3 separate regions of the Homo sapiens genome follow, and all the other regions are linked to region 2. Evidence: chromatin loops called from intact Hi-C (ENCODE). Cell type or tissue: chondrocyte. All regions are shown on one strand. Each heading gives the region's core, and the rest is flanking DNA. Links, peaks and the distances in the headings are about the cores only.

Region 1 (6,256 bases), core at 479-5,478, 810 kb before region 2:
TCTCTAATAGCACATACAACCCTAGAATTACAGGATTTACATGTTGTATTAGTTCGTTCTCACACTGCTATAAAGAACTACCTGAGACTGGGTAATTCATGAAGAAAAGAGGTTTAATTGACTCATGGTTCCACAGGCTTAACAAGAAGCATGACTGGGAGGCCTCAGGAAACTTACAATCATGGAGGAAAGTGAAGGGGACGCAAGAACCTTCTTCACTTGGTGGCAGAAGAGAGAGAGAGGGGGAGTGCCACACTTCTAAACAATCAGATCTCATGAGAACTCACTCACTACCACGAGAACGGCATGGGGGAAATCCGCCCCCATGAGGCAATCACCTCCCACCTCCCACCTCCCCTGACATGTGAGGATTACAATTCGACATGAGATTTGGGTGGGCACACAGAGCCAAACCATATCACATGTTAATGTAAATGAATTGATCATTTAGTTTAGTGGAAGCAGTTTTTCGTACAGGACCTGGAAGGGCAAATATGAAAACAATGTGTTCCTGAAAATAAGTGATGAGCTTGGTCCGCCCATTGTTGTTTCTCTCCTGTATCATCAGCCTGAGACTGAGGTGTTTTCCACTGCTCAAGGCAGGTGCCTCTGGCCACATTTAAACATATTAAGTCTGTCCAGTACTCCTAGCTCTCTACTGCTTTTCACGACCAAGCTATTTCATTTTTTATTTTGAACCTTAAAAATTAAAATATAAACAAGGAACAAAAAAATATACAAACCATAAAAGTGAAGTTTACTGGATTATCACAAAATACATTCCTTGATCACCTTTCAAGGCAACAAAGTAAATATTGCTAACACACCAGAAACCCCTCTCATGCCCAATCCCAATCATTGCATCCTCCCTTACCCCAAAGGCAATCTCTTGGCTTTAACACCAGAGTTTAGCTATGCTTGTTCAAACTTTATGTAAGTGGAATCATGTAGTATATCGTTAGCATGTGGCTTCTCTTGTTCATCGTTGTGCTTCTCAGATTCATACATGTTGCTCCACATAGCTATTTCTTTCTGTATAGTGTTCCACTATATGTATATACTACAACTTACTTATGTATTCCATTGTTGATGGGCATTTTTGCTATTCTTAGTTTTTGGATATAACAAATGTATTGCAATAAACATTTTGATACATTTCTGTTGGTCTGTTAGATATATATCTAAGACTGGAATTACTGTATCATAGGATATGTGCATATTCACATATTTAGCTTTAGTAGGGAATATCAAATAGTTTCCTTTTTTTTTTTTTAAGAGACATAGTCTCACTCTGTCTCTCAAGCAGTAGTGCAGTGGCTCGATCATGGCTCACTGCAGCCTCGAACTCCTGGACTCAAGTGATCCTTCTACCCCAGCCTCCCGAGTAGCTGGGACCACAGGCACCCACCACTGTGCCTGGTTAATTAAAAAACATTTTTTCTTTTTTGTAGAGACAGGGTCTCACTATACTGCCCAGGCTGCTCTGGAACACCTGAGCTCAAGCAATCCTCCCGCCTCAGCCTCCCAAAGTGCTGAAATTACTGGGGTGAGCCACCATGCCCAGCCAGTTTCCAAACTTACACCAACTTACACTCCCTGCAGCAGTGGATGCAAGCTTTCCTTGCTCCACATCCTCATCAACACTTGGTATTGTTAATTATTTCAATTTAAGCTATATTGAAATGTGTAGTACTGTCTTGTTAAGGCTTTAATTTGGATTTCTCTGTTTATTAATGAGTTTGAGCGTATTTTTATGTCATTAGCCATTTGAATATTATTTTTTTGTGAAATAAAGGGACACTTTAAGCCTCCTGCCCATTTTTTTTTAAAAAGATGTGTCTATTGAATAATGGAAGAAATAATCCATATTTTTTCATTCAGATTTATAGAGTATTTTTTTGTTGTTGTTTTGTTTTTTTTTTGAGACTGAGTCTCGCTCTGTCACCCAGGCTGGAGTGCCATGGCACAATATCGGCTCACCGCAACCTCCGCCTCCCGCCTCCCAGGTTCATGCAATTCTCCTGCCTCGGCCTCCTAGACTAGCTGGGACTACAGGTGTGTGTCACTGTACCTGGCTAATTTTTTGTATTTTTAGTACAGACAGGGTTTCACCGTGTTAGCCAGGATGGTATCGATCTCCTGACCTCGTGATCTGCTCGCCTTGGCCTCCCAAAGTATTGGGATTACAGGTGTGAACCACCACGCCCAGCGGAGATTTTTTTTTAATGAGGACTTCCAGGTTTCAGTTTCATATGTAATGAGCCTAGAAGTTGCCACTTCATCCTAACAATTGAAAAGCTGAATGGACTGAAAAATCAGCAACACTTCTTGGATCTACAAGAGAGTTGGGAACACTGGGAAAACTGCTTCCCCCAAGATTGTAGAGACAGACAGGGTATCCCAGGGAATCATGATTTACCAGAGCAGAGACTCATGAATGGAAATTACTGCCAGGAACCAGTAGGAGTCATAATTTACCACAGCAGAGACTCATGAATGGAAATCACTGCCAGCCAGGATAGGAAAACTTGAACTGAAATTGACAGATTGCTAAAGGCTCAGTACAGACAAGTCTGACAGTTTAAAAAACCTAGGGGGACCTACTCATAACCCATTCCCCCAACTTTTGCGAGTTTTACCTCCAGGAGCTTGACCAGCTTCTCACAGGAAGTATCAGAGAAAAATCTTCTCATGCTTCTGGCAGGAGGAGGGGATAAGGAGGCATTTTGAAATATGCCAGAGCACCCTGTTCTTCTTAATAAGTAGAAACTAGTTAACCAGATCCTAACCTGCTGGGGCATTATCAGAGCCTAACTAGCTGAGGAAAAGGGAAATACCTAATTCCAGCCCACTATAGAGAATGCTTCCCCTGCTCTCCGCACCTTCCTACCACATCACTAAAGGCCTATTTACAGGAGTTCCTTTTACTCAGTACACCATTTCTGGCTATCAATGTAAAATTACAAGGCATACTAAAAGGCAAAAACACAAATTGAAGAGACAGAGCAAGGATCAGAGCCAGACATGACAGGGATATTAAAATTATCAGACCAGGAATTTAAAACAACTATGGGCCATCCCTTTCTCCATCAGCCAGGAAGGGCATTGGTGTTGAGACTGACATACCAATTAAGAACAGTAACTACCAGGGCTTCCAGAGCTTTGACAGAACCTCAGTTGCTTGGCCTTCTGACCAAGTGTCTGTGATTTCATATTGTTGGAGTATTTGTTGTAGCTCTTTATAACTTTGCTGTGGCTGAACCCAGAAAGAAAGCATCTATAGATTTCTAAAAAAATTGTAATCCCATGAAAAATTTTGTGGAGATGAGGAAAGTGCAAAGTGATTTCAGAATATAAAGAATTTATTTGTGTTGTATTACCTAGAAGTTTGTCATTGACCTGTGTTCCTGAACTATGAAATATGAATATGTGGGCTAAGAAATAGTTTCCTTTGATAAATAAACAATTATCAAATACTTTGGACAGTTAAAAAAAATAAAACAACTATGATGAATATGCAAAGGACTCTAATGGATAAAGTACATAACATGCAAAACCAGGTGGTTGGCTGGGCACGGTGGCTCACGCCTGTAGGGAGACTCAGGAGGGTGGATCACCTGAGGTCAGGTGTTTGAGACCAGCCTGGCCAACATGGTGAAACCCTGTCTCTACTAAAAATACAAAAAATTGGCTGGGCATGGTGGCATGCACCTGTAATCCCAGCTACTCAGAGGCTGAGGCAGGAAAATTGCTTGAACCCAGGAGGCAGAGGTTGCGGTGAGCTGAGATGGTGCCACTGCACTCCAGCCTGTGAGACAGAGTGAGATTCCATTTCAAAAAACAGACAAACAACAACAACAACAAAAACCCAAACCAGGTGGGCAATGCAAGCAGAGATGGAAATCCTAAGAAAGAGTAGAGAATCTCTGAGTTTGGGGATATTCCAATAGAAACCTCCAAAACTGAAAAGCAAACAGCATACAGACTGAAGAAAGAAAAAAAAAAGAACAGAATATCCAAGAACATGGCGACAACTACAAAAAATGTAAATACGCATAATGGGAACACCAAAAGAAGAAGAAAAAGAGAAGGGATAAGAAGACATATTTGAAACAATAATGACTGAGAATTTTCCCAAAGTGATGTTAGACACCAAACCACAGATCCAGGAAGCTCCGAGAACATGCAGGAGGATAAATGCCAAAAACAAAACCAAATTCCACAAAACTACACCTAAGCATATAATTTTTAAATTACAGAAAATCAAGCCAGGCATGGTGGCTCACACCTGTAATCCTAGCACTTTAGAAAGCCAAGGCAGGAGGATCGCCTTAGCTAGGGAGTTCAAGATCAGCCAGGGCAGCATAGTGAGACCTCGTCCCTAAAAAAAAGGAAAAAAAAGAAGAATAAAAAAAGAAAGAAAATCAAAGATAAAGAAAAAGTCCTGGAAGAAGCCACAGGAAAAAGCACCTTAGCTACAGAGGAGCAAAGATAAGAATAACATCCAATTTTTCCTCAGAAATCATGCAAGCAAGAAGAGAATGGAGTGAAATAAAGTGTTGAGTGAAAAAAAGGCTTTCATCCTAGAATTATGTACCCTGAAAAATTATTTTTCCAAAATGAAGGATAAATAAAGACTTTCTCAGACAAACAGAAATTGAGGGAATTTGTTATCAGTAAACTTGCCTTGCAAAAAATATTAAAGTAAGTTCTTTAGAGAGAAGGAAAATAATGTAGGTCAGATACTTGGATCTGTATAAAGAAAGGAAGAACATTTAAGGAGTGAGTGAAGATAAAAACTTTTTCTTACTTGACCTAACAGATATCAGTTTGTTAAAAACATAACAATAATGTATTCAGTTATATATGCATCTATATTTCTGTATGCTTATATGTAAATTAATGGCAGCAATGGTACAAGGAACAGGAGGGAGAAATTATTAGTATTATTATATTATTTGAGACAGAGCCTTGCTCTGTCCCCCAGGCTGGTGTGTGGTGGCACAATCTCAGCTCACTGCAACCTCCACCTCCCAGGTTCAAGCAATTCTCCTGCCTCAGCCTCCCAAGTAGCTGGGATTACAGGTGCACGCCACCATGCCCAGCTAATTTTTGTATTTTTTAGTAGAGACGGGGTTTCATCATGTTGGCCAGGCTGGCCTTGAACTCCTGACCTTGTGATCTGCCCACCTTGGCCTCCTAAAGTGCTGGGATTACAGACATGAGCCACTGCGCCCGGCCTAGTATTATTTTGTTATTATAAAGTATTCATACTATCAGTGAAGTGGTATAGTGTTATTGAAAGTGGACTGGATTAGTTGTAAATGTATTTTGCAAAGTCTAGGGCAATGACTAAAAAGTTTTAAAAAAAGAAGTATAATTGATATTCTAAGAGAGAACATGGAATCATATGAAATGCTCAATTAAACCCACAAAACACAGTAAAAGACTTAAGACAAAAATAGGAACAAAGAACAAGGGCTACAAATAAAAAATAGTAATATGTATGGTAGATATTAATCCAACTATATCAACAATCACTTTGAACATCAATGATCAGAATGCACCCATTAAAAGACAGAGATTGTCAGAATGGATCAAAAAACAAGACCCAACTATATATAGCCTATAAGAAACCCACTTTAATTCCAATTAAATCAGAACAACAACAAAAGAAATCCACTTTAAATATAAAGATGCACATAGATTACAAATAAATGGATGAGCTGGGTTTGGTGACTCATGCCTATAGTCCCAGCTGCTTGGGAGGCTGGCAGGAGGGTCATTTGAGCCCAGGAGTTTGAGTCCAGCCTGGACAACATAGCAAGACCTTGTCTCTTAAAAACAAAAAGTAGACCGGGTGCGATGGCTCACGCCTGTAATCCCAGCACTTTAGGAGGCCGAGGCAGGTGGATCACCTGAGGTCAGGAATTCGAGACCAGCCTAGCCAACATGGTGAAACCCTGTCTCAACTAAAAATACAAAAATTAGCCGGACGTGGTGGCGGGTGCTTGTGACCCCAGCTACTCAGGAGGCTGAGGCAGGAGACTCGCTTGAACCTCGGAGGCGGAGGTCACAGTGAGCCGAGATCGTGCCACTGCACCTCAGCCTGGGGGACAGAGCGAGACTCTGTCAAAAAAAAAAAAAGCAAATTTATGTAGAAAAATATACTGTGCTAACCAGTAATCAAAAGAAAGCAGGAATAACTACAGCTAACCCCTAAAAAACATGGGCTTGAATGGTGGGGTCCACTTAG
Region 2 (6,256 bases), core at 375-5,374:
TATTTTTTTAAAGATAAGTTCATGTAACATAAAATTCACTGTTTGAAAGTGTACAATTCAGTGATTATTAGTAAATTCATAATGTTGTGCAACCATTACCATGATCTAATTCTACTATGTCTTCATCACTCCAAAAAGAAACCCTGTATCTCCCAGTTACCACCAATTACCTTTTTTTACTTTGCAGTCAACAAGTGTTTCCTGGAGAGATACCCCTAGACTGTGTAAACATCCCATTCTTTACTCAACTTTCACCTTCCAGCTTTCAAATCTATTGATGCATTTTGCCTAAAATAATTACTATGGTTCTCAAATTGCTCTAAGTCCTTAATTTTTTCAGCATTCATTAGCTGGCATTCTACTTTAGGAAAGAGCATTCTCTTTCCATTTATGTGTTCATTTGCTTGTTATATCAGGACAGACTCATGGATATCTATTTTAATCAATGGGATATAATCTAATACTGTGGTTACTTGGACACACAAATCATCCCAGATTGGGCCAGCTGGCACCCCTTCCGGCTGTCCCATGTCCTCTATGTTGCCATCATTATTTGATTACTTTCTTACCTTCTGGCACAACAAGATATTTTAAACTTGGCATATTTTTCCTGGTCCACCTGTGAGATCGGCCATTTCTCCAAGGAATTCTGGTCCATATTCATGGAAAAATAGTATAATATTTAGAAACTAAATTCTAGGTAGGATCTTTGTTATTGGATTTCACTACTCCCAAGCTCTCTCTAGTACAAAGCTAGGAAATGTATGTATTTGTGTACATGTGTGAATGTGTATACATACGCACACATGAAGATATAAAGTGTATGCACAGACTCACAGAAATGTATATCAACGTTTTGTTTCTTTATCCAACCCCACATAGTGCAAACTCTAAATTTACACCAAAACTTCTCATCCTAATCCCATAGACCACAGCGTTCATTCTAGCTTTCTTCTTTCCTATGTTTATTACTCTTTTCTTGCAGTGAGAAACCTGGCTCCCACCGCCTCATTATAATGACTTATTTCCTCAGCCCTCCTGCCCACTGCTTTTACTCCATCTCCCAAGCCCAGAGAGCTAGCACCCCCATTTAGCCATCTTCCTTGCATGGCCAGAAACCCCATGGGGCCGATAATCTATCTGAAAACATTTCATTAATGATAAAAATATATATTGTGATCTAATGACTTAAACCTATTTCCTTTGCAGAAAGTGTTGCAAATGTTATAATACAGCAAACTCCTTGAATGTGTGTGTCTTCCAGTAATTTTGATAGACTGGCCAGGGTGAAAGTTAATCCATGAATGTGATAGAGTGTTTTCTCTGAGAAAAGCTAACTTTATGCCTTTAAATCCATGAGTTGTACATGAACATGACATGAGCAAACATGTATTGTTCAATGGTTCCTGGTGGCCACTGTTTTTATTCTGGATTTTTGCTTCATAAAAACGATAAATCTGATGTTACAAGCTTTCTAAGAAAGCTCACATTTTTCCTAAGGCTCAAAATTGAAAGGAAAAAGATGTTGCATGGCTTCATGAGCCACTTAGTACTGCAATTCAACTGTTAAAAATTACAAACAAAAATTTTATTTAATTTCTTGCTTGCCCTTAATAGGAAAGGCATCTTTAAAGGATTGTTGACTATAGTTTCTGGAATGGTTCATACTGGAAGATCCTCTCAGCTAATCAAACACTGCTCCTTTTTCTTTTCACTAGATGCATTGTGGCCTGAACATGAACATACATGAGGCTAAGTAATTTTTTTTTTTTTTTTTGAGACAGGGTCTTGCTCTGTCACTCAGGCTGGAGTGCAGTGGCACAATCATGGCTCACTGCAACCTCAAGGGCTCAAGTGATCTTCCTGCCTCAGCCTCCCTAGTAGCCGGTGTGTGCCACCACACCCAGCCAATTTTTTTGTAGAGATGGGGTCCCACTATGTTGCCCAGACTGGTCTCAAACTCCTGGGCTCAAGTGATCCTCCCACCTCACTCTCCCAAACTGTTGGGATTATAGGCATGAGCCACCAGGCCTGACCAGCAATTTATACCTTCTCTGACTCTTAAACCTGCCCTGGGGCCATTGGTGTACTCATTGTATTTAACAACCAGCTTTCTGGGGTGCTGCAGGGAGAGGGGTAGTCCTGATTTGCAGTAAATGGCCATTTTTGTAGCATAAATACTCCCACCATGGCCAACATCAAGCTACCAACATGACATCACTTAACTAGGGGCAGGGAAGAGATTACACAACTGGCTCTCATGAGCTTGTGTGAGCCACCTCCAGCCCGGATGCCCGTGTGTACCTATAAACCAACCAGAACCACCCACCCACTTAAGCATTGTCTCCAAACTGCCAGTGACTTAAAAAAAGTTCTGTACCCTAGAGAGATAAGGGTTCAGGAAACAGGCTATAGTCCTTGATTTTGGGTGTTCACATGCTTAACTCAGAGAGATGACTGTCCTGTATCCATGATCAACAGAGAGGTTTTTGCTGGGAACAAGAGAAACGGGAAGAGAATAAGTGAAAGAAAAAATAAAATCAGCAAACTGTCTTGAAGTCAAAAGTGCGCTTGTGGTAAAGCATATGAGATCAACCACCTCCTATGTTTTCACAGTTCTGCTCTGCCTGGAGGGAAGTACCAGCTCCAAAGGAGGTCCAGCTGGTCTCCTGTGCGCAGGATTTGCAGGCTGAGGGTTAAAGGCGCTCTAAGCCATGGAGCACCTCTGACCCCCACTGGCTGCTGTCATGCATTGCACCTCAGGGATGGCCAAGGCCCCTCAGTACATTGCCCTTTCCTAAACACAAGTGACCAGTTTCTCCTTTGCTGTATTGTCAGGACTTTCCACCAAGTGCCATCTATTTCTCATCCATCTCCTTTGAAATATTTTCACTCTTTATCTACTTCTCTGGGCTGGTAGATATTTCTAAGTCATTGTATAGTGCATGGATTTTATTTTCATTTTCGTTTGATCAGAAAATGAGTCGAGAAGATATGACATTGTTGCATATGTGGTTGATTTTCATTTCTCTTTTTCTCATCCTTTTGGTGACAAACACCAGGAGCTGCTTCTTTTTGTATAAGAAGTCCTTCAGCACCTATACTGGTCATCATCTGAAGCGCATACTCTCTTGCGGTCCCTTTGATAGAGCAAGAGCACCACCCACAGCAACAAAACATGCCCTGAGTCTCTGGAGGGAGCCTGGACAGTTAATGAAACCCAGGGCCAATGGACCACAAAGCCCAGTCCGTAATCAGAGTGCTGCATCAATTGCGCACACTCAAGTGTCTGATTCCATCGGTTCAGTTTGGTATCTGTATGGCGTCTGTCTATTTGTATGATACCTTGGTAATCTGACTCATGAATTAGACCAGACCAAAGCAACCTGGGGGAAAGGCGGAGTATTTGTGGGTAAGGAACATGCCTTCCAGCCTTGTTCTAAAAACCAAACATTAGTTGTACATTCCAGTTATTCCTCAAAGGAATTATTTTTTTCCAGTACCCTGTATTAAATTAATTTTGATTTTGCACCTAGTCTCACTGCTTTAGATCATAACCTGAGTGTGACTTCCCTTTGCTGAGCAGGAAAAGTCTTGCCTCTCTACATCTCTATGTATCACTTTCAAATACAAAATTCTGGGTTTCTTATTCTAAAGAACTGCTTTCTGCTCTTGTTTCTCATGGCCAGCAGAGGGACTCCAGAGAAACCCTCAGACAGAGCGTGGGATTAGGCCACTTTGTGGTGGTGAAAGTTCCCCCAGCTCTCTAGAGAAGTGACATTTAACCCTAGGGTTTCCCAGCACACATACAAAAGGTTTGAGAAATAGAGCCAGGTCTCTCAGGACCACAGGTAACAATAATCTTTACCTGAGGCTGAGAAGAGCTTTGTAATCACATCCACCCCTGGCAGAGAGAAAGAAAGCAGGTTAGCACTTAAAAAAAAAAAAAAAAAAAAAGAATTGTGAAAACTGAAGGAGAAAACAACCAGAACCGTGGACGCGAGCCATTATTCCTCGTTGACGTCACAGCCCTCCAGAGCTGCAGAGAGGGGATATTTGGGAGACTAGGGACCAACTCAATTTTATTATGTTTTGTTGGCTGATAAACTTCACAAATGTCCTAGTCATCACTGAAATTATTTAGTCACTTGTCACACTTTTCTCCTTTATTTCCCAATGTTATAGACAATGAGCAAATTGTATAGGAAATAAACTGTTTGTTTTGCAACAGATGCTGGAGAGCATGTGGAGAAATAGGAATGCTTTTACACTGTTGGTGGGAGTGTAATTTAGTTCAACCACTGTGGAAGACAGTGTGGTGATTCCTCAAGGATCTAGAACCAGAAATACCATTTGACCCAGTAATCCCGTTACTGGGTATATACCCAAAGGATTATAAATCATTCTACTATGAAGACACATGCATGCGTATGTTTATTGCAGCCCTACTCACAATAGCAAAGTCTTGGAACCAACCCAAATGCCCATCAATGATAGACTGGATAAAGAATGGATAGAATGGACATAGACACCATGGAATACTATGCAGCCATAAAAAAGGATGAGTTCATGTCCTTTGCAGGGACATGGATGAAGCTGGAAACCATCATTCTCAGGAAACTAACACAGGAACAGAAAACCAAACACTTTCATGTTCTCACTCATAAGTGGGAGTTGAACAATGAGAACACATGGACACAGGGAGGGGAACATAACATACTGGAGCCTGTTGCGGGGGGTGGGGGACTAGGGGAGGGATAGCATTAGGACAAATACCTAATGTAGATGACAGGCTGATGGGTGTAGCAAACCACCATGGCACGTGTGTACCTATGTAACAAACCTGCACATTCTACACATGTACCCCAGAACTTACAGTAAAAAAAAATAAACTTTAAAAAGGATATGAACTCTTTGTTTTAATAAAATGTATATTATAATCAGGCACAGTGGCCCACACCTATAACCTTAGCTCTTTGGGAGGCTGAGGCAGGCAAATCACTTGAGCTCAGGAGTTTGAGACCAGCCTGGACAACACGGCAAAACCCCATCTCTAAAAAGAACAATTACACAAATTAGCCAAGTGTGATGGGTGTGGTGGTGCATGCCTGTAGTCCCAGCTACATGGAAGGCTGAGGTGCAAGGGTCATTTGAGCCCAGGAGGTCGAGGCTGCAGTTAGCCGAGATCACACCACTGCACTCCAGCCTGGGCAACAACGAGACCCTGTCTCAAAAAATTAAATAAAATGTATATTACAGTCAGACAGGCTACTCTGTGAATTCTGAATGGGCCACTGTCTCTAATCAGAAAGCTTTGTAGATATTCTTGGCACATGGCAATGGCATCCTCAATCAGTGTCTATGTGGCTTTACTAAAAATTAACCAAAGATCGGTTTTATTTCTTAATACTAGACAAGACTGATCAAGCAATAAGAAGTTGTGGTGTACTTGCCATGTTCAGGGAGTATATAAGGCAATGAATGCAAGGGTTGCAGCAAAGAAACATGGGACACAGTCCCTGAATATAAGAAGCTATCTACCTAGGAAGATGAGGCCCAATCCGATACAAGCAATAAAGAAGTATCAAGTAATCTCTTTACTGATAATACTGATCAGGATAGTAATAGTGGCAGTGTATTGAGTGTTTACTCTGTTCCAACGACTGTGCTAAATGCTTTATATAAATCATGTTGTTGAATCCTCAAAACAACTTTATTAAGTAGGTACTATAATTATTGCCACTTTAGGGGTAAGGAAACCAACCCACATAAAGTTTAAATCATTTGCCAGGATTTTATTCCAGGCTGTCCGACACCAAAGACCATGCCTTTAAATATCCAGCAATCTGTAATGCCTCATAAGAGCAAAGGGAGTTCAAAGTGGGGAGATCAGCATGGGATGGATGAGACCTTCACGGAAGAGGGATCCTGGAGATGTAGATGTGGTTTGGGGTAAAGAGAGGATGGAGAAGACCTTCCAAGGAAGGAGGGAGAAGGAGAGGGAGAGCACACACAGGCTGAGAAGTGAAAATGCACAAAGCTCATTGGGGTCCCAAGAGTTACCCTGCTGCCACTGCACACCCTTTTTGCATGGATGTTAGTGGGTGGATAATGGTGGTCAGGTGACAGAAGCACATGGAAGTTAGGATTATGGAAGGGCCTCCTTGAAAAAAGCCTTCAGAAATGAGAGGGAAATAAAAACAATTGAAACCAAAACAAAGTTGATGAGTGGAACCTAATTAAACTAAAGAGCTTT
Region 3 (6,256 bases), core at 479-5,478, 1.0 Mb before region 2:
TGGAGGTCCTCCACTAGCGTTCCAGCAACTGTGGTTGCCTCAAGGTCTGTCCTGTGCTTCTTTAAGCCAAAAAGATTGCAGGTTTTCTATTGGGGTTTTAGCTGTTCCTGATTAAGGCTTGACTTAGAGGCCATGAAAACAGGAAACTCAGCCAATGCCATTCATTTCTTCTAGGGCCAACTCCCCACCTGATTTTGCTGGGTGGTCTCTCTCCAGTACACCACTTTGGACTTCTCAAACTGTATGACAAACTGCAATTTGAATGTCTTAAATTCAACATCCAAAGCTAAACTCTTTTCCCCTGCCCCCAAAAATACACTCTTCTTTCTGAATTCTTATCATAATGGATGGCACAACCATATAAGCCAAGTACAGCACAGACATCCTTAACATCTTCACCCCTTTACCAACCAAACCCTATTGATCTGTCTCCTTAACATCTCAACTTACTCCCACTACAATGGCCTTACTTCTTTTTCATTTCTTTCTAGTAGTATTGCAACATTTTAACTGCCTCCCTATTTCTTAGTTTACCCCCTCCAGTCTTTTCCTTTTTTAATTTTTTAATTTTTAAAAATAATAGAGATGGAGTCTCACTATGTTGGCCAGGTTGGTCTTGAACTCTTGGCCTCAAGCAATCCTCCCACCTTGGCCTCCCAAAGTGCTAGGAGTACATGTGTTAGCCACTGTGCCCAGCCCAGTCTTTTCTTTATTCTGTGGCCAAAGTGTAACCTTCAGTAGTTCCTCGGCCTCCAGGAAAGCATTCAGATATTTAGTTAGAGTCTCAAGATCTCTACCTGCCTTTCTACCTTTTTTTTTTATTCTATTTTTTTTGTTTTGTTTTGTTTTTTGAGACAGAGTCTTGCTCTGTCACCCAGGCTAGAGTGCAGGGGTGCAATCTCAGCTCACTGCAACCTCCGCCCCAGGGTTCAATTCTTATGCCTCAGCCTCCTGAGTAGCTGGGGCTACAGGCATGTGCCACCACACCTAGCTAATAATTGTATTTTTAGTAGAGATGGGATTTCGCCATGTTGGCCAGGCTGGTCTTGAACTCCTGGCCTCAAGTGATTCTCTCACCTCGGCCTCCCAAAGTGTTAGGATTACAGGTGTGAGCCAATGCAGCCAGACTTTCTAGCCTTTATCTATTCCTCCACATACACTCCTCCAGTGCCGTTCACACACTAGCCCCTCTATTGAAACACCCTATCTTCCACCAAACAGCTAACACCTAATTGTTCTTCAAAACAAGGATCAGATTATTTTCTTTCCTTTTTTTTTTCTTTTTTTGAGACAGGGTCTCACTCTATTACCCAGGTTGGAGTGCAGTGGTGCAATCATAGCTTACTGTAGCCTCTAACTCAAGCAATCCTCTCACCTCAGCCTCCTAAGTAGCTGAGACTACCAGTGAATGCCACTGTACCAGCTTGAATCAGATTCTTCTATTGACTTGCTTTTATGCGTTTCATAGTGCTCATGATGCTGCCTAATTAACTTTGCTGTCTCCTTACTAGATGAAGAGCTTTGTGAAGGATGGGCCTCCTTTTTCAATATCTGTGTTCCCAAATACGAAAATATTCCCAGATACACAACAGCTGAAATTACATATTAGAGTCCATAAATATTTGTTGAGCAAATGAATGAAACAAAACATTTAAATAGTGGAAGAGTGGCCATATTGTAAATGTAAATGTACTTCCTTGGTGGATGTCTCCACCCCAGACTTTTCCTTGGTTACAGAATTTTAGTTCTCCCAACCTTCACTTTGATGAACCTCCAAAATATATACATATATGTGTGTGTGTGTGTGCATATATGTGTATATATATGTGTGTATATATATACATATGTATGTATATATATGTGTGTGTATATATATATACACACATGTATTTATGTGTGTGTGTATGTATGTGTATATATATATATATATATATATACACACACACACATTTATACACACACACACACACATATATATATATCTCCAGGTTCTTCACATACCCTTGAACCTGAATCAAACATCCCTAAAGCAAGTATCTCACTCACGGTTCATTCCAATATAGTGGCCATTGATTAAATGATCTGAAATACTTTTTTTTTGTTGTTTGTTTGAGACAGAGTCTTACTCTGTCACCCAGGCCGGACTGCAGTGGGACAATCTTGGCTCACTGCAACCTCCGCCTACCAGGTTCAAAGGATTCTCCTGCCTCAGCTTCCCAAGTACCTGGGATTACAGGCACCCACCACCACGGCTAATTTTTGTAATTTTAGTAGAAACGGGGTTTCACCATGATGGCCACGCTGGTCTCAAACTCCTGACTTCAAGTGATCTGCCTTTCTCGGCCTCCCAAAGTGCTGGAATTACAGGCATGAGCCACCGTGCCCAGCCTGAAAGACTTTTAACAGTTTGGAGAGTAAAAGGAACTCAATACATCTGCAGTATGTCATCCAATTTGCCAAATTCCTAATCATAATTTGGAAGAGCACCCACATTTTTCATATATCTCAGAGTTCCCTTTGAATATGGCCACCTTCACTCTTTTGATTACAAGTACATGCACCTATAAATTCACAAAGTAAGAAAAAAATGCATATATTTTGGAAGAGGCATAACAAGAAAAAAATAGTAAAACTAAATGAAAATAGAAAATACAAAAATATGCTTGACATTCCTAATACAAAATAAGTATCTGCTCTCAAAAGAAATGCAGATCCATAAGGAAGTAAAGTATGTAAAGACTTGAGTTAAAGGTTGGAGATAGCTTAAGAACCCTGCCAGGTATATAACTCATTTCTCTTATCTAAAAACTAACTAATAATGAGAAGCACTCAACATTTTATGGCAATGGGAAAGAAATGAAAGACTATGATAGATTGGTCAGCTCAATGAATCTAGTGAAAAATTATATAATGAATAGAATAATTTCAACCTGTATCAAAATAAAATAGGAGATGGAGATGGAATTCATCCAAATAATTTGTTTGACATGTGCAAGATAATTTGAATCAGAAGAAAAGTATTTTTAATACAAAATGGCAACCAAAATCCAAACTGGGCTCAAGGTTCTAAACTAACACATGCAGTATTTTTTCCTAAGTTACTTTGCGATATAATGCCACCTGAGGGCACCAAAGCATTAAAAATCTTTTTGTCATATTTTCTGCTGAAATAAAAAGTTCAAATTCTTTCAATGAACATTTATTAAGCAGTTATATGTTTTTTTGGTTTTGTAGAAACAAGGTCTTGCTATATTGCCCAGACTGGTCATGAACTCCTGACCTCAAGTAATCCTCCTGCCTCAGCTTCCCAAAAAGCTGGGATTAAAGGCATGAGACACCACACCCAGCCACTGTTATGGACAAGCATCTGTAATAAGGACACAGAGATAAATGAAACATAATCACTGGCCTTGGTCAGTGAGGTCAAGATGTGAAGGGGGTGGCCTTAGTGCTACAGAGGAGAATGTCATGGTTTGAGTTACTTATTGTCATCAGGTATAAGCACATCCAATCTCATTGACAGTGGTTCTCTGAGTAGGGCCCAGACTCCTAGGAGTCCCTGAGATCCTCTTGGGGTTGATTAAGGTAAAAAAAAAATTCATTATAATAGTAAAATGTTTTTGCTTTCATTTTTTTAATGCATGTAGAGTGGTATTTTCCAAAGGCTATATAACATGTGACAATGTGGTTGCTATGCTGATGATATGGTTTGGCTTTTTGTCCCCACCCAAATCTCATCTTAAATTGTAATCTTGTAATCCCCACGTATCATGGGAGGGACCTGGTGGGAGATAATTGAATCATGGGGGCAGCTCCCCCCTCCCCCGTGCTGTTCTTGTGACAGTGAGTAAGTTCTCATGAGAGCTGATGATTTTATAAGGGGCTTCCCCCTTTGCTGGGCACTGATTCTCCTGCTGCCCTGTGAAAAGATGCCTTCTGCCATGATTGTAAGTTTCCTGAGGCTTCCCCAGACATGCGGAACTGTGAGTCAATTAAACCTCTTTTATTTTTAAATTACCCGGTCGGGTATTTCTTCACAGCAGCATGAGAACAGACTAATACAGCTGACTAATGGAATGTATGCTTCTAAATTGTGTTTTTAAAGAAATCTCCAAGAGAGTAAGTTTAGGATATAAATTTGTGCACTTTCAGAGATTAATTTAGTTTGTTTTCTGTACTCCCATAGGGCTTTTACAAACTATCTTCAGGAATATCACTGTGATCTCTATAACCTTTTTGTCCAACAAATTGTTATTTTGAAACTCAGAAATTTTTCTGAGTTTCTGTAGAAATAACACTATTTAATACACGTTGATGTCTTATTTTGCAATATTTTAAAATTCTTAAAACTTTTCTAATTTTTTAATTTTTACCTAAAATATTTCAGTTTAATATTTTATACTAAAATTAGCAATCAGGCACAGTGGCTCATACCTGTAATCCCAGCACTTTGGGAGGCCAAGGCAGGCGGATCACTTGAGGTCAGGTGTTTGGGACTAGCCTGGCCAACATGATGAAACCTGTCTCTGTTAAAAATACAAAACTTAGCCGGGCATGGTGGTACGTACCTGTAGTCCCAGCTACTCAGGAGGCTAAGGCAGGAGAATCACTTGAACCTGGGAGGTGGAGGTTGCAGTGAGCCAAGATTGTGCCACTGCACTCCAGCCTGGGTGACAGAACAAGACTCCATCTCAAAAAAGAAAAAAATAAAAAGTTAAATTAGCAAAAATAGATTTTTATTTTTATTATAGTTAAGAAGATAAGTTGGCTAAAAATAAAGATTAGAAGAAGAGGCCAGACACAGTGGCTCACGCCTGTAATCCCAGCACTTTGGGAGACCGAGGTGGGTGGATCACCTGAGGTTGGGAGTTCAAGACCACACTGACCAACATGGAGAAACCCCATCTTTACTAAAAATACAAAATTGGGCGTGGTGGTGCAGGCCTGTAATCCCAGCTACTCAGGAGGCTGAGGCAGGACAATTGCTTGAACTCGGGAGGCAGAGTTTGCAATAAGCTGAGATCACACCATTGCACTCCAGCCTGGGCAACAAGAGCAAAACTCCATGTCAAAAAAAAGAAGAAGAAGAAGACTTGTTTTCTCAATCAACGGCTGCACCATCAATATCTAAAAATGTTCAAAGAATGAAATTGACACCACAGCGTTTTCTAACTCATGAAAAAAGGGAATTTACTTCAAATAAACTGGGCAAAACTATAAATAAACAAAAAGTATGAGGAAAGCTATTGTGATGGTTAATTTTAGATAACTTGTCAAATTAAAAATTTAGTTGCAAACATGAAGACTCAGTTAATAGCTTATCTGCAGAATTGTACTTGCTTTACAAATGGGCAAATCTACATATGTGGCTGAACTTGCTGTTTTACTTGTATTCATGTGATGTCAGCACCAAGCAATTATCAAAGAATATCTTCTTTTATGTAAATACTTGTCAACAAACATAAGTGATGCTGAAATAGTCAAAGCACTAAATAACCTTTTTGAATCACAGGGTGTTTTACTGAAACAATTGTGTCAAACATTTGCACTGATGGTGCACAGGAAGTGGATAAAACTGCTGGTGTCTTAACATGAATCAAAAGTATTCATGATGGCACCAAAGAATATTAGTAGTCATTGTATTTCTTAGCGCCCAGGTATTTAATAGTAAAGGGGAAAAATGCCAGCTTCACTTACAGATGTTCTGTATAAAACAGTAAAAATTATTACTTTTATTAAGTTTCAAATCTTGAGAACATCTTTTTCATATTCTGTGTGATGCAATGGGACATACACCTAAAGCTAAATATTCTAGGTCATATTACTCATATTTTGCTATTTAGAAAGCATGAAGCAAATAAATTACACTAGAACATCTAAGGGAGTAGTTTACATGACTTGTGACATTTTGATGAGTTGCAATAAAAAAATGACAATCTTAAAAGTATGAGTGAACATGGCCAGGCACAGTCTCTCACACCTGTAATCCCAGCACTTTGGGAGGCCGAGGTAGGCGGATCACCTGAGGCCAGGAGTTGGAGACCAGCCTGGCCAATGTGGTGAGACCCCATCCCTACTAAAAATACATACAAATTAGCTGGGTGTGGTGGCACACACCTGTAATCCCAGCTACTCAGGAGGCTGAAGCACGAGGATTGCTTGAACCCAGGAGGTGGAGGTTGCAGTGAGCTGAGATCATGCCACTGCACTCCAGCCTGGGCAACAGGCAAGACCCTGTCTCAAAAAAAAAAAAGTA

What was found. Hi-C counts contacts between places; a loop is a spot of excess contacts. Peaks named below come from ENCODE experiments on the same cell type or tissue, not always from the same donor. Only the 100,000 strongest peaks of a DNase experiment are listed, where the experiment ranks them.
Region 1: a loop joins it to region 2, with 12 times the contacts of the local background. A loop is called at or near these places in 2 of 110 quality-filtered maps.
Region 3: a loop joins it to region 2, with 9 times the contacts of the local background. A loop is called at or near these places in 13 of 110 quality-filtered maps.

What each region holds. Positions count from the first base shown.
Region 1 is chr5:57,078,844-57,085,099 of GRCh38, reverse strand. No RefSeq gene overlaps it. Among named protein-coding and RNA genes, the nearest start is that of GPBP1, 92 kb to the left of the region's middle. RefSeq lists an enhancer at 1,662-1,831. In chondrocyte, for the core only: a CTCF peak has its summit at 2,454; no DNase peak of the experiment used is centred there.
Region 2 is chr5:56,267,192-56,273,447 of GRCh38, reverse strand. No RefSeq gene overlaps it. Among named protein-coding and RNA genes, the nearest start is that of ANKRD55, 37 kb to the right of the region's middle. In chondrocyte, for the core only: CTCF peaks have their summits at 2,729 (motif pointing left), 3,494 and 3,696 (motif pointing right); no DNase peak of the experiment used is centred there.
Region 3 is chr5:57,274,160-57,280,415 of GRCh38, reverse strand. No RefSeq gene overlaps it. Among named protein-coding and RNA genes, the nearest start is that of GPBP1, 100 kb to the right of the region's middle. In chondrocyte, for the core only: CTCF peaks have their summits at 2,905 and 3,124 (motif pointing right); no DNase peak of the experiment used is centred there.